3 separate regions of the Homo sapiens genome follow, and regions 2 and 3 are each linked to region 1. A link is a contact called in ENCODE Hi-C or POLR2A ChIA-PET data. All regions are on one chromosome and are shown on one strand. The core of a region is the stretch at or near the end of the contact, and the rest is flanking DNA. Distances in the headings are between cores, read along the strand shown. Region 1 holds the start of SIPA1L2 (signal induced proliferation associated 1 like 2). Region 2 overlaps SIPA1L2 (signal induced proliferation associated 1 like 2). Region 3 overlaps SIPA1L2 (signal induced proliferation associated 1 like 2).

Region 1 (3,871 bases), core at 838-3,337:
ACTCAGCGTATAAATAAGTTTGCCTACCTAGGCAAGATTTGGACAGGCTGCCGTGATCTTGCTTTAGAATAAAAGTGCTTAAAAACATAACTGGGAGCCTGCTGCTGCTGCTGCTGCTGTTACTGCTGAAACTACGGGCTATTGTGCTTGTCATAAAAGGGCTTGTGCTTAGAAATGAAAAAATCAAACATCCTCTGGGGAGATGTCCCTAACACAATCCCTGGTATGAATCATGCAGATACTTTAACTGCATCTCTTCCCAAAATGGATCAATGGAATCTTTTAGGAAGAATCAATGTGATTTATACCCAAAACTTAAGAAAGACTGCATTTTTCTCATGAATAATACTCTCTTATAACTCTGAATCAAGCAGTGAAATTCAATCAAGCGGTAAACATCTTTTAACTGGAAATATTGTCTAAACAGAATGACAAAACTAACAGAACTCTGAATTCTTTAAATAAGTCCAAACATGAAACAAGCATTCTTAAATGATGTAACTAAATACAGTAACCAAGTTGTCTCTTGAAATTCAACTTTGGGAATGCCAAAAATAATAGGCCACCTCTCAATATCCGCAAAAATATCGGTATGTGTAGGTTTTCTAGGAAAGCAATAAAAAGCAACAGTTTGGGAGATCTTTTTTCTTCAATTACTAATTGTAACACTAGAAAAATTACAACCTAGGCTGCACACAAACGCGACTCAAATGGGCAGTTTACTAAATGTCTGTCATAAGAAAGCCATCTAGTGTTAACGTTTAGAATGGAGACTGCAGACAAAAGAGGCAAAGAAAAGAAAAATCTGTGCGACTATTTTGAACTTACTGGGCAAAGACATGAGAATCACCAAGATTCTTTGAGGGTTTTTTTCCTTGTTTTTTTTAAAAAAAAGCCATCCTTGTCAAAACCCAGTCTCAATCTAACCAAAATCCAAAATGTCTACAATTTTGTTTTGACCAAAATCATGTTTTGGTGAGCACAATTCCGTAACCAATGCACTTGATTTTTTCCAATACTCAGGCCAGAGTCATCTTGGGCTGAATTAATTTAACTCAAGCAGGTTAATGATGACAAATATCTCCCACAGGGGTAATGCCAAGTTGTTCTCTCTTTCCGAGAAGCCTCGGCTCTCTCTTGCAGATGATGAGCCGAAATTGATTCTTTGGGTTTGCGGCACGGCTGAAAATTAATCTGTAGGTGTTCCCAGGGATATTCCCAGGACGTGGGCAAACTACCCTCACTGACACGGGAAGACCCGGAGAGGCCCAGGAGCTGGCAAAGTGGGAAGAAAGGTCGCGGTGAGTGAGAAGAGCGCTCGCCGGAGGCTCCCGGTCTTACAAAGAGGGATCCGTCCCGGTGAGGGCGCGCGCTCCGGGCGCACCCCCTCTAGAAGGGGAATTAGCCCCGCAGCAAGTTCGGCGTCAGCTGGCCAGGCGCGCCGGGGAAGCTGCGTCGGGCAACCGCGAGCCCTTCCAGAGAGCGTTAGTCAGAGCGAAGTTCTGGGCACCTGGAGAAGACCCTCCTCAGTGCCTGTGTCGCCGAGACGGGAATAACCTTTCAGCCGATCGATAACTTGGAGAGAACAGGCGGCGGCGGCTCCTCTTCCAGCCGGGGATCGGGAGCGCGGGCGCATCTGCGTCTACAAGCCGGACCCTGCGCCGCGACCCTCGCACCCCCGCGCCCCTCGCACCCCTCGCCGCCGTCAGCCCCCCAAAGCGCCCCGAAGGGCATCCCCTTCCCCTTCGGGACAGTCCCCGCCTGGCCGCAGGCATCCCGAACCGACCCTCGCCACGCTGCCCGTCGGATTCCCCGACACGAACCTTCGCAACGCCGTCCGCCGGAACCTGCTACAGCCTGTGCGCGCCGGGCGGCGCGTACCCGGGCTGCCGCCTCGCCGCCCGCCGCTGCCCGGGGCTGCCCATCGGCCCGGACTCTCCCCGCGCCGGGCTCCGGCGGAGGCGGCCCGGACCCGCTGGCTGCGGCTGGAGCTCTCGGCCTGCGCTCGGGCGGCCGGCGGGGGCGCGGTGCTCCTCCTCCGTCCTCCTCCTCCTCTCGCTCCGCCAGCTCCTCCCGGGCTCCCAGTCTGCCGCGCCGGCTCCCGATGCCACCGCCCGCCCGCCCAGCGGCACCGCCCCCCGCCCGCTCTGCGGGCTCCCATTGGTCGCTGCCTGCAGGCCCCCTCGGCCCCGCCCCACGATTGGGCGCGGACGCCGTCAGTCTCACCGTCCGCCCGGCTCCGGGCGCAGCCGGTGCGCTGTTCCCAGGCCCCGCGGCGCGCGGGAGCTGCGCGTCCAGGAGGGGCCCGGACGCCCTTCTTGGGGAGGGGGCTGCGGGGCGCATCATGAGCGGCGCTGGGCGAGCTCGAGGGCCGGGCAGCCTACCTGGACCCCGGCTTCTAGAGAGCCGTCGCCGTCCTTGTCGAGACTCGCTTTCGCCCCTCTGAGGAATAAGTTAAAAACCGCGAGTCTGGTTCTGAGCCGCCCCCTGGCGCAGGCGCGACCCCACCCGGCCCTCCCGTCTCCCAACTTGGGACAGACGCGGCGGCCGGGCGGTCGGATCCGTGAGCCTCGGCCGCTGGGGCTACATACACAGCCCAGGACGCCACAGAATCGCCGAGGCCCCGCGAACGCCCAAACGGCCGCAAGTCGAAGTGATCCCATCTGAAGAAGACAGCGCGAGGAAGCGAGACCCTGCTGTGTGCCGGCCCCCGGAGGGCGCCCCGGGCCCTGTGGGTCGGAGGGTGGGGAAGCACAGAGAAACACGCAGGCAGTAAAACGTTAGGAGGACAGGGGGTGCCAGCGTGCAGGAAATGCTGCTAAGAGACCTTTAGGAGCCAAGGGGAAAACGGAGAGATTGGCAGTTCCAGGCACCCACATCCCAGCGCGGTCCGCTCACCCCTTCCTCCCTGCCCTCCAGGCAGCGCTCAGCCCACGGTAGAAATGTCTTGCATCTTTTTTCCGACGAGGAAGAATTGAACTTTTTATACCCAACTTTTCTGCTTTCTTAGAAATGTTGACTCACCTGTGAGGAAGCATTATTTGAAACTATTATTGTAAATTGCTTGACATTTGAATTAGATGCTGAAAGATTAAAGGGTCTCAGAAGAATCTTTTAAGCTAGACTGGAATTGACTCTGCCTAAATGGACAGCAACAGTCATCTATACGCAGGAATAATAAAGCAGGTGGAGGCAGCCTCTAACTTACCTTCCAGCCACACCGTAGAATTTCCTGAGCAGGCTTTTTTGTCAGAGTTTTGAGCTGGGTTCCCTGAGACTGGATTGGGGCTTTCAGTTTCTCCCCTTCTAGAGTCAGACTTCTTCCTGAAGAAAAAGTGTTATCTCTACTTCCCTATCACAAACACTTCCTAGAACACAGCCCTGTTAAAAGGTAAATAGAGGCGGTCCTTCCCACACTATATTTCTCTGTGATCTGAAGCATGTACACATTATACAATCTTTCGTATCTTTTTAAATTATAGGTATAATCTGTGGGATTAGATATAACTAAACAGGTCAAGAAGCAATCCTGTGACATAATACAATTCCTGAGCACTCCAGGTTTTGATGAGTTTCCCAATTGTCACCCCATTATCAGCATTTACAAGATTGTCATGTATTCATTTAACAAACATTTATGAAGCCGGGCGCGGTGGCTCAAGCCTGTAATCCCAGCACTTTGGGAGGCTGAGGCGGGAGGATCACAAGGTCAGGAGATCAGGATCTTCCTGGCTAACACGGTGAAACCCAGTCTCTACTAAAAATACAAAAAATTAGCCGGGCGTGGTGGCAGGCGCCTGTGGTGGCAGGCACCTGTAGTCCCAGCTACTCGGGTGGCTGAGGCAAGAGGATGGTGTGAACCCGGGATGTG
Region 2 (3,871 bases), core at 844-3,343, 120 kb before region 1:
GCAGATAACGATAATTGATAATGGCTCTTAAAATGCAGATGCAGTTCTATACATAATGACATGGAAGGGTGATCATCAAAAGCAAGTTCCACAGTAATAGCAGGAGTAAGCTCCATTTACATAAATTTATTTGCATCAGAAAAGCCTTCAAGGATAATGACGAAATGTTAATGGTGATTATAGCTGATGAATTTGGGGAGACTTTATTTCTTGCTTTTCTACATTTTCTTATTTTCCCATAACCATCATATGACATTTATATACCATTTAAAAATTCTAAATGAAAAAAAGATATAGATTCGTCAATCTGATTCCGCATTTTCCCCCACTACATTCAGAGGAACACGCGCTCCTGTGCCAGCAGAATGGCTCTAGCAAAACAACGTTCCCGAAGGCTCAGACAATGATTTAGCCACTTTTCACTTCACTCCTGAGTCACCACGGAGGCCCAGCTTCATCCTCCCATCTGGTTTTAACCTCTCTTTACCCAAATATTACTCACTTTGCCTCCTAGAACTATTCTGGTCTGGGTGGCATAAAGTAGGGCACAGAACCGTTTTAGAACTCCTGAGTAACCCACTAGGTGCACAACTTCTTAACAAGTTAAGGATTTCGTCACCAAGCGGGGGAGACCTCACGTGTCAACACACAGTGTCTGGGCTCTGCCACACAGTTCCAGCACTGGCCCCACTGTTGGTGGCAGTGTGCAGTGCCAAGCAGGTCCAGAAGGAGGCAAAGCCTGCTGCTCTGCTACAATGGAAACCAGACTCACTGATGCTCACATGACTGACCGTGGTCAAGCACAACTAGAATCCCTATCTAAGGGACCCTTTGTCACAGCCTGTTTCACAAATGCAAAGCTCAAAGCAGCAGCAAATGGCACATTCACAATGAGTCCCATCAGAGAAACAGTAATGTGACAAACGGCACCAATGTGTCTTCATGGTTATCGCCCGTGAAAGGAAGGGACTTATTGGGCATTCACTCTACTTGCTACTATCCTCACTGCTTTTAAAAAAGCTGTTTTGGCTGGGTGCGGTGGCTCACGCCTGTAATCCCAGCACTCTGGGAGGCTGAGGTGGGTGGATCACCTGAAGACAGGCGTTCGAGACCAGCCTGGCCAACACGGCGAAACCCCATCTCTACTAAAAATACAAAAATTAGCCGGGCGTGGTGGCACATGTCTGTAATCCCAGCTACTTGGGAGGCTGAGGCAGGAGAATTGCTTGAACCCGGGAGGCAGAGGTTGCAGTGAGCCAAGATTGCGCCACTGCACGCCAGCCTGGGCAACAGAGCGAGACTCTGTCTTCAAGAAAAAAGAAAAGCTATTTCACTGAAAGCTACAGATGGATTTGCCTGGGCAAGCGATGTTGTCACACAGTTTCCTGTGTCCTGCCACTCCCCTGCAGAAATCCTTTCACAAAGTTATTCAACAGCCTTTCAGTGATGATGTGTCACAGAAATACACCTCAGCATCAAAAGCAGACATTTCACATTAACTACCCAATAAAGAAGAAATCACATTATTAAAGTATCGCACTTTAAACATTTGCCATGATTGGGAGCCAGTTAATTCTCTTGAAAATGAAGTTTTACACAGAACCCTGAAGCACAGAACAAAATAAAAGCACTCTGGAAAGTATTGAAAGATAGATCCCTGAAAGTCAGTTTCCAAAGAGAAAATCCTTGAGAGAAGGGAAAAGCAAAAAAGGGAAAGAAAAAAGCTATCTCAAAAACATCGTTATCTGTGCCAGTCTGCCCAGGCCCTCTGTTTTTAAATACAATGAAGCTCACCCAACTCATGATGTTTGCAGACAGAAGGGTCTTGCACAACTGTGTCCAGTGGCTGAAGCGGGAATGGGAATCTACTCCCACACCATAGGAGGCCTCCACCTCACTGTACTTTTCACTTAAGAATCTGGGCTGCTGCCTCTGCCTGGAGTCCTTAATGGCTCAACAAGAGACCAGCAAGAGCAGGAGCAGATGCCATTGTAACCAATTTCACTTTGAAGTCACACTGGACCACAGGGGAAGAGCTAAATATAGGAGGAGGCAGGACACAGTTCACAGCTGCGCTGGAGAGAGAACAGAGCAGCCGGGGCTCGGCCTTCTTCTCGCTCCTGGTGGCCGCTCCTTCCCCAGCCCGAGCCCATCTGCAGGCACAACAGCACCTTCCACAGCACAGAATCACAGAACACTGAAGACAAAGTGACCTCACGGATTGCCTCCCCACTCCCTCATTTTGTGGGCTTTGCAAAGCACAGTCATGTACCGCATAGGGATATTTCGGTCAACAATGGACCACATACATGACGGTGGTCCCATAAAATCATGATGGAGCATATACAGAAATCTGATGCATGGCACTTGATATTGGCAGTGCAGATGAATAAGGGGAAATGTCTGATATTCAGTAATGGTGCTGGGACATTTGGTTTTCAATATGAAAATATATATATATATATGAATAAAGATATATATCTAGGATTGTGTAAGTATACTCTATGATGTTCACGCAATGACGAAATTGCCTAATAACACATTTCTCAGACCATATCCCTGTTGTTAACTGATGCGTGACTATAGTCTAGAATTCTGCTTTCTGACTCGTTTATAAATCCACTGCAAAGCTCAGAACCAGAGAGTGTGCCCAACAGCACCAAAATGCCAAACGATAAGCGTACATCCACCCACAATTCACTGACAGGGTGTCTACACTCAGATTCTTCTTTGGAGCTTATTTATTTCACATTCAAACCTAAGCAGTTTGATGATGTCATTTGCAATGCTCTTGAAAAACTAAGTAGCTCATCAGAAAAGGTGGAGGAAATAAATCACTTGCAGAGGAGTCTTTAAAACTACCAAGAAGTGACAGTTGAGAATTCAAGAGAAAAACTACAAGTAGCAGTCAAGAAAACTAACAGAATCTAGCAACCTAAAATCATCTCGGGGAACAGACCCTGGGGACATTAATGAATCAAATGGTGGTGACCGGGGTGCACAAAACAACAGTTTTTCATTCCACTTACACTCAGACATGTGCAACAGCATATGAATGAGACGCTGGCACTAAGTTTTGGCATAAATATGAACATATATATAATTTTATGTTCTAGTATTTCAAAGTCTGAATCACAAACTATTTACAAAACTCAGCTAGCCAGAATGACTAATTACCTGGGGATTTCAGGGCATAATAAATCCAACAGACTTTATTTTATTAAGAATTGGCAGCCATGGCTTCATCAATAAAAATAACCTTAATTAGGAAGCCTATCTCTCCATCTCCCTTTCCAAAAATAACTAACTTCCACCTAGAGAGCATCCTTGAGCAGTGTGATATAATGTGATACCTCTGCATGAACACGGGCATGAGGGTTATGAGTTATTTTCACAGCAGAGACAAAAAAGCAGGTCCAGGATTCTTTGATTCCACTGGCTGGAAGGAAGTAACTATGGTGTTAACACTGAGGCACACCTGAAGCCAAGACCGAAATTCAGGGTGGAGGAGAGGAAAGGAGACACAACAGGGGACCAAGATCTGTTGACAAAACTATTTCAGTCCTATTATGTCATCAGTATGAGGACAGAGAGACAATTCACACTAAGTGACCAGATGCAGTGTAAATATCTGTTTATTTAGCTTTATTGCATCAGATCATTTCTCTGATTCATGTTGTCATAATGTGATTACAAAAGACATGCTAAGTCTGGATTGATGCAAAAACAGGAGGGGGAATTATTAATAATCACAATTTATCTGGCAGACAAATTCTTTTAAGTCTATACTCCATGAGAAAAAGTAATAAACAGGCTTCACAGTGGTTTAACGTTATAAGGGACTGAAGTGGACAGAGTGACCTCCTAAGGT
Region 3 (3,871 bases), core at 543-3,042, 92 kb before region 1:
GAAAAAGAGTTCTCCAAAAATGAAAAATAAAACAAACAAACAAAACGACAGAAGTTCTAAGTCTAATAAGCTCCTTCTTTTTCTCTTGTAACTGCAATATTGCTATGGATGATTTCACTATATAAGTAATAAATAAAAAGTTCTTCTGCCTAAAAAAAAATAAGACGACTGACAGGAGGAGTAGTTGAGGTGATAAAGAGTCAAAAACCAATTTCTCTTGTGTCCAAATATTTGGGATGTCTTATGGCTGAAGATGTTTTATCTCAAAGAATGTGCTTTAATTTGGAACTATTCTTTTCTATACCACATCATGTCGTAATTACATTATGGGCCAAGCACGGTGGCTCACGTCTATAATCTTAGCACTTTGGGAGGCCACAGCAGGTGGATCGCTGAAGCTCAGGAATTCGAGACCAGCCTAGGCAACATGGTGAAACCCTGTTTGTACAAGAAATAGAAAAATTAGCCAGGTGTGGTGGTTTGCATCTGTAGTCTCAGTTACTTGGGAGGCTGAGGTGGGAGGATCACCTGAGACCTGGGAGGTTGAGGCTACAGTGAACTGTGATTGTGCCACTGCACTCCAGCCTGGGTGACAACGTGAGACCCTGTCTCAAAAATAAATAAATAATAATAATTACATTATGTATTAATTTGGTGGGACCAAGCAATTTGTAAATACAGAATGTCCTACTTCTTGGAACAAGAAATTCTGATCAATAAAATTAAGAAATATTCCTATGTACATAAGTATGCAACTAAACCAATAGTATAACAGCAAAACATCAGAGTTGCTTAAGAAGAACAATAGTAGCAATACATCGCTTTATAGTGCCCACATTAAAAATATACTAAAATTCAAAAGATAAAAAAAAAATGAAGCAACAAGGAATACTTCACAAAATAGGAAAATGATAAATTTTCTTAATTTAAAAATCCCTGAAGCTTTGGTTTTGTGTCCGTCACCCTTGTTTAGCAGGAGCAATGGTGTAATAATGGCTAGTAGCACAGATGGGCTGTGGAGTCAGACGCCAAGGTCAGAACCACAGCTCTACTTACTAGACCATGTGTAGACATGCAAGTTAGCTAACCTTTGTGAGCCTCGATTCTCTCATCTGTAAAATGGAGAATTAATAGGACCTAACTCACAGGACTGCTGTGGGGATTAAATGAGCTGAGGCAGGTAAGGCTTAGAATAGTGCCTCCCATACGCAAATGTGTTCCACAGTTATTATTGTTCATTCATGATCCTTAAACTATCTACATATAACCTTTCTACCTCTAACTATGATATTTAAGCTTGTCCATTTTTCATTCACTGATTACAGACTTCCTAAATGACAAAAATAACCTAAGTGTAACCCTTTTTGTAATAAACATCATTTATTTAAGTTATCTGTGACAATCTCCCAGGCAAGTTCTTACCCCATCAGTGAGGAAATGCTAGGTTCAAATCCTCATTAACATTGGTTACACAGAAACAACAAAAAGTCTCAGTAATTTCAAAGGCAGCAGAATAAAGCTGAAATATCTCCATTTTGGCACAGGTGGGATCACGGTCAGGCCAGGATGGGGCCAGGATGGGGATCTTCTGCTGACACCTAGCTCAGCAGGCCATGGGGCTGTTGAGGGCATGCACCAGAATCACTCAGGCATGTCAGACAAGAGAAGAGGGGGTATGGGGCAGATGAGGAAGGTCTCCTAACCCTACAAACACCCACTTCTCTTCTCCAACACAGAGAACAGTAACTGGCCCTCAGCAGGGGTTATACCTCCAGAATGACTCAGAGGGAAAGAATGCCTGGTGCCTCCGCAATATCTGATCCTTTCAAAGCATCGTTCCACATGAAGGCACTCACTCTGTATGGCACCAGCTCCCTTTCCACAGAGTCCCCCAACACCACTTTCCATTAAAACCTTTTCACCACTGGCACTCAAATGGCCTATGTAAAATTACTGGTTTCAAATTATCCAAAGAGAAGTGGTACAGAGAATGCTGCCATCTCTATGCTAATTCCTACTTCATATAATCTTAAAGTCCCCCAGGCTTAGTGTTTTGTGACCCCCCCTCCCCCACTATACACACATGTGCTTGTATACACACATAACTGAGAAGAAAAACTTTCAATAATTTGATGATCACATGAAGGTACAATTTGAGTAGAGAGCTCAAAATTTCCCAACCATCAAGAATGTGACAGTGGGTGGGTGAGCTGACTCACCACTAATGACAAAGACAAAATTTGACCTCAGCATCTAAACCTGCAAGCGTATATAGAATATCATGTTCTTTTTTCTATTTTTGTTACCTATTCAGACAGCTGACGAATATTCCCAAGATGCAAGTTTTATCTACCTTATTTTCTACTCCTCTTAATCCTGTTTTGATTGCTGGGGGAAGTAGCAGTCACATGCTCTGTTTGTGGCAACACAGAATGAAAATCCTCTCCTCAGAGTCTCCTCGTCAAGCAAACAGCAAATCTGTTTATTCATCATCTTCGGTTCACAATCTCCAGCCTTCTACCAGGCTAACTACACAAACCGCTGCAGGTGAAGCAGCTCAACTCCTCTGTCTAACCTGATGCCAGTTGAAACCCTTGGGGTAGGGTCTTATCTAGGGCTTCTTGGTAACTAGTGGACACCTTAGGCAAGGCCTTGAGAGGTGCGAAACAATCTGAGTCCTTCCTACTACTTACAACTGCAAAAAGTCTAAGGGTCTGTCACTCAAAGGTCAAACGAGAACACTCAAAATCACTTAAACTTCATTTGGTCAAGAGAAATTAAGTAGTTTCCTAAAAGTCAAACAACCCTGAAAATGACCTGAACATCTTCAAGGACGGGAGAAGACATAATAAGAGATTTCCCCTTCTGCATCTTTGCCTTCAATTCTGCACTCCCCCGAGTAGATCTGGGCCCACTACCTCAGAAATTTGGTACAGAGCATCACCAGGCCAATATGCATGAAGACTGAGGTTTTAAAGGAGAGGATCTCACGCAGGTTGTACAAGAAGAGCAAACACAACTGACCTGGAGAGCAGCTCTTCTCTCATTCTGTGCTCTCCCCATTCCCCCAGGCCCACCCTCCAGAACCAGCTAGAGTTGGGATCCCAGCTGCACCCTGTGGCCAGCCTCTTTCTACCACGAGTCTGACGACAGCCCTCTTACTTCAGAGAGCCCCCCAGTGACCTGTCAATCTAGATCTGGCTCCTCTGAGCTTCATTCTACCAGTTTTCATTACGCATTTTTTCTTCTGTGTGGACTACAAGGTCAAAACAAAAATGAAAGGTCTGTGTCTAACTTGTTCCTGCAGTATGGAGAAAGCTGCATGGTGCCCAATGCGAATGCCTGTATAGCGTGTAAAATAGTGTCCAGCTCCCAGCAAGTTAAAACTTCAAATAAAGGCCGGGCACGGTGGCTCACACCTGTAATCCCAGCATTTTGGGAGGCCGAGGTGGGTGGATCATAAGAGGTCAGGAGTTCGAAACCAGCCTGGCCAACATGGTGAAACCTCATCTCTACTTAAAATACAAAATTTAGCCGGGCGTGGTGGTGGGCACCTGTAATCCCAGCTACTCGAGAGGCTGAGGCAGGAGAATCACTTGAACCCGGGAGGTGGACGTTGCAGTGGGCCGAGGTCACGCCACTGCACTCCAGCCTGGGAGACAAGAATGAAACTCCATCTCAAAACAACAGCAACAACAAAAAAACTTCAACTAGAAAGCACCAACACTGAAAGCAAGATGGCAATGAAGTGGCACCTTCAAACTGGAGTATTCATTTCACTGAGCCAGCCTCTGCCATGACAGCCTCTTTGCAAACCTTCATTGGTTTCGATTCTCCAACACCCGTTGCCTCCATTGCCCATCCCCTCTGA

Evidence for each region. Hi-C counts contacts between places; a loop is a spot of excess contacts on that map. ChIA-PET counts read pairs that join two places held with the same protein, here RNA polymerase II (POLR2A). Pooled maps may share reads with other maps.
Region 2: a map of dorsolateral prefrontal cortex shows a loop between it and region 1 (11-fold over the local background). The contact joins the enhancer-like site here to the promoter of SIPA1L2 in region 1. A Hi-C loop is called at or near these places in 20 of 168 maps with a recorded cell type or tissue (IMR-90, Panc1, dorsolateral prefrontal cortex and 6 more), 6 of 37 single-sample maps with no recorded cell type and 17 of 50 pooled maps. POLR2A ChIA-PET finds 5 or more read pairs at or near these places in 3 of 52 experiments (HEK293, MCF 10A and OCI-LY7).
Region 3: POLR2A ChIA-PET joins it to region 1 with 24 read pairs in MCF 10A. The contact joins the enhancer-like site here to the promoter of SIPA1L2 in region 1. A Hi-C loop is called at or near these places in 4 of 168 maps with a recorded cell type or tissue (MCF 10A, PC-3, endothelial cell of umbilical vein and 1 more), 1 of 37 single-sample maps with no recorded cell type and 5 of 50 pooled maps. POLR2A ChIA-PET finds 5 or more read pairs at or near these places in 5 of 52 experiments (AG04449, HEK293, MCF 10A and 2 more).

What each region holds. Positions count from the first base shown.
Region 1 is chr1:232,628,046-232,631,916 of GRCh38, forward strand. SIPA1L2 (signal induced proliferation associated 1 like 2) reads right to left here and starts at 2,088. Exons shown (of 23, transcript NM_020808.5): 1 at 1,824-2,088. LOC124904551 (a long non-coding RNA gene) reads left to right here and starts at 2,537. Exons shown (of 2, transcript XR_007066943.1): 1 at 2,537-3,391. RefSeq lists silencers at 1,866-1,965, 2,026-2,505.
Region 2 is chr1:232,507,783-232,511,653 of GRCh38, forward strand. All of the region lies in intron 3 of SIPA1L2 (signal induced proliferation associated 1 like 2), which reads right to left. Among named protein-coding and RNA genes, the nearest start is that of SIPA1L2, 120 kb to the right of the region's middle. Within about 2 kb of position 2,094, at least 4 of the 41 ENCODE cell types and tissues checked have a DNase peak (open chromatin) inside an H3K27ac peak, as active enhancers do; they include dorsolateral prefrontal cortex and heart right ventricle, where a contact is called at or near this core.
Region 3 is chr1:232,536,625-232,540,495 of GRCh38, forward strand. The region is part of intron 2 of SIPA1L2 (signal induced proliferation associated 1 like 2); the gene reads right to left. Among named protein-coding and RNA genes, the nearest start is that of SIPA1L2, 92 kb to the right of the region's middle. Within about 2 kb of position 1,793, at least 5 of the 41 ENCODE cell types and tissues checked have a DNase peak (open chromatin) inside an H3K27ac peak, as active enhancers do; they include PC-3, where a contact is called at or near this core.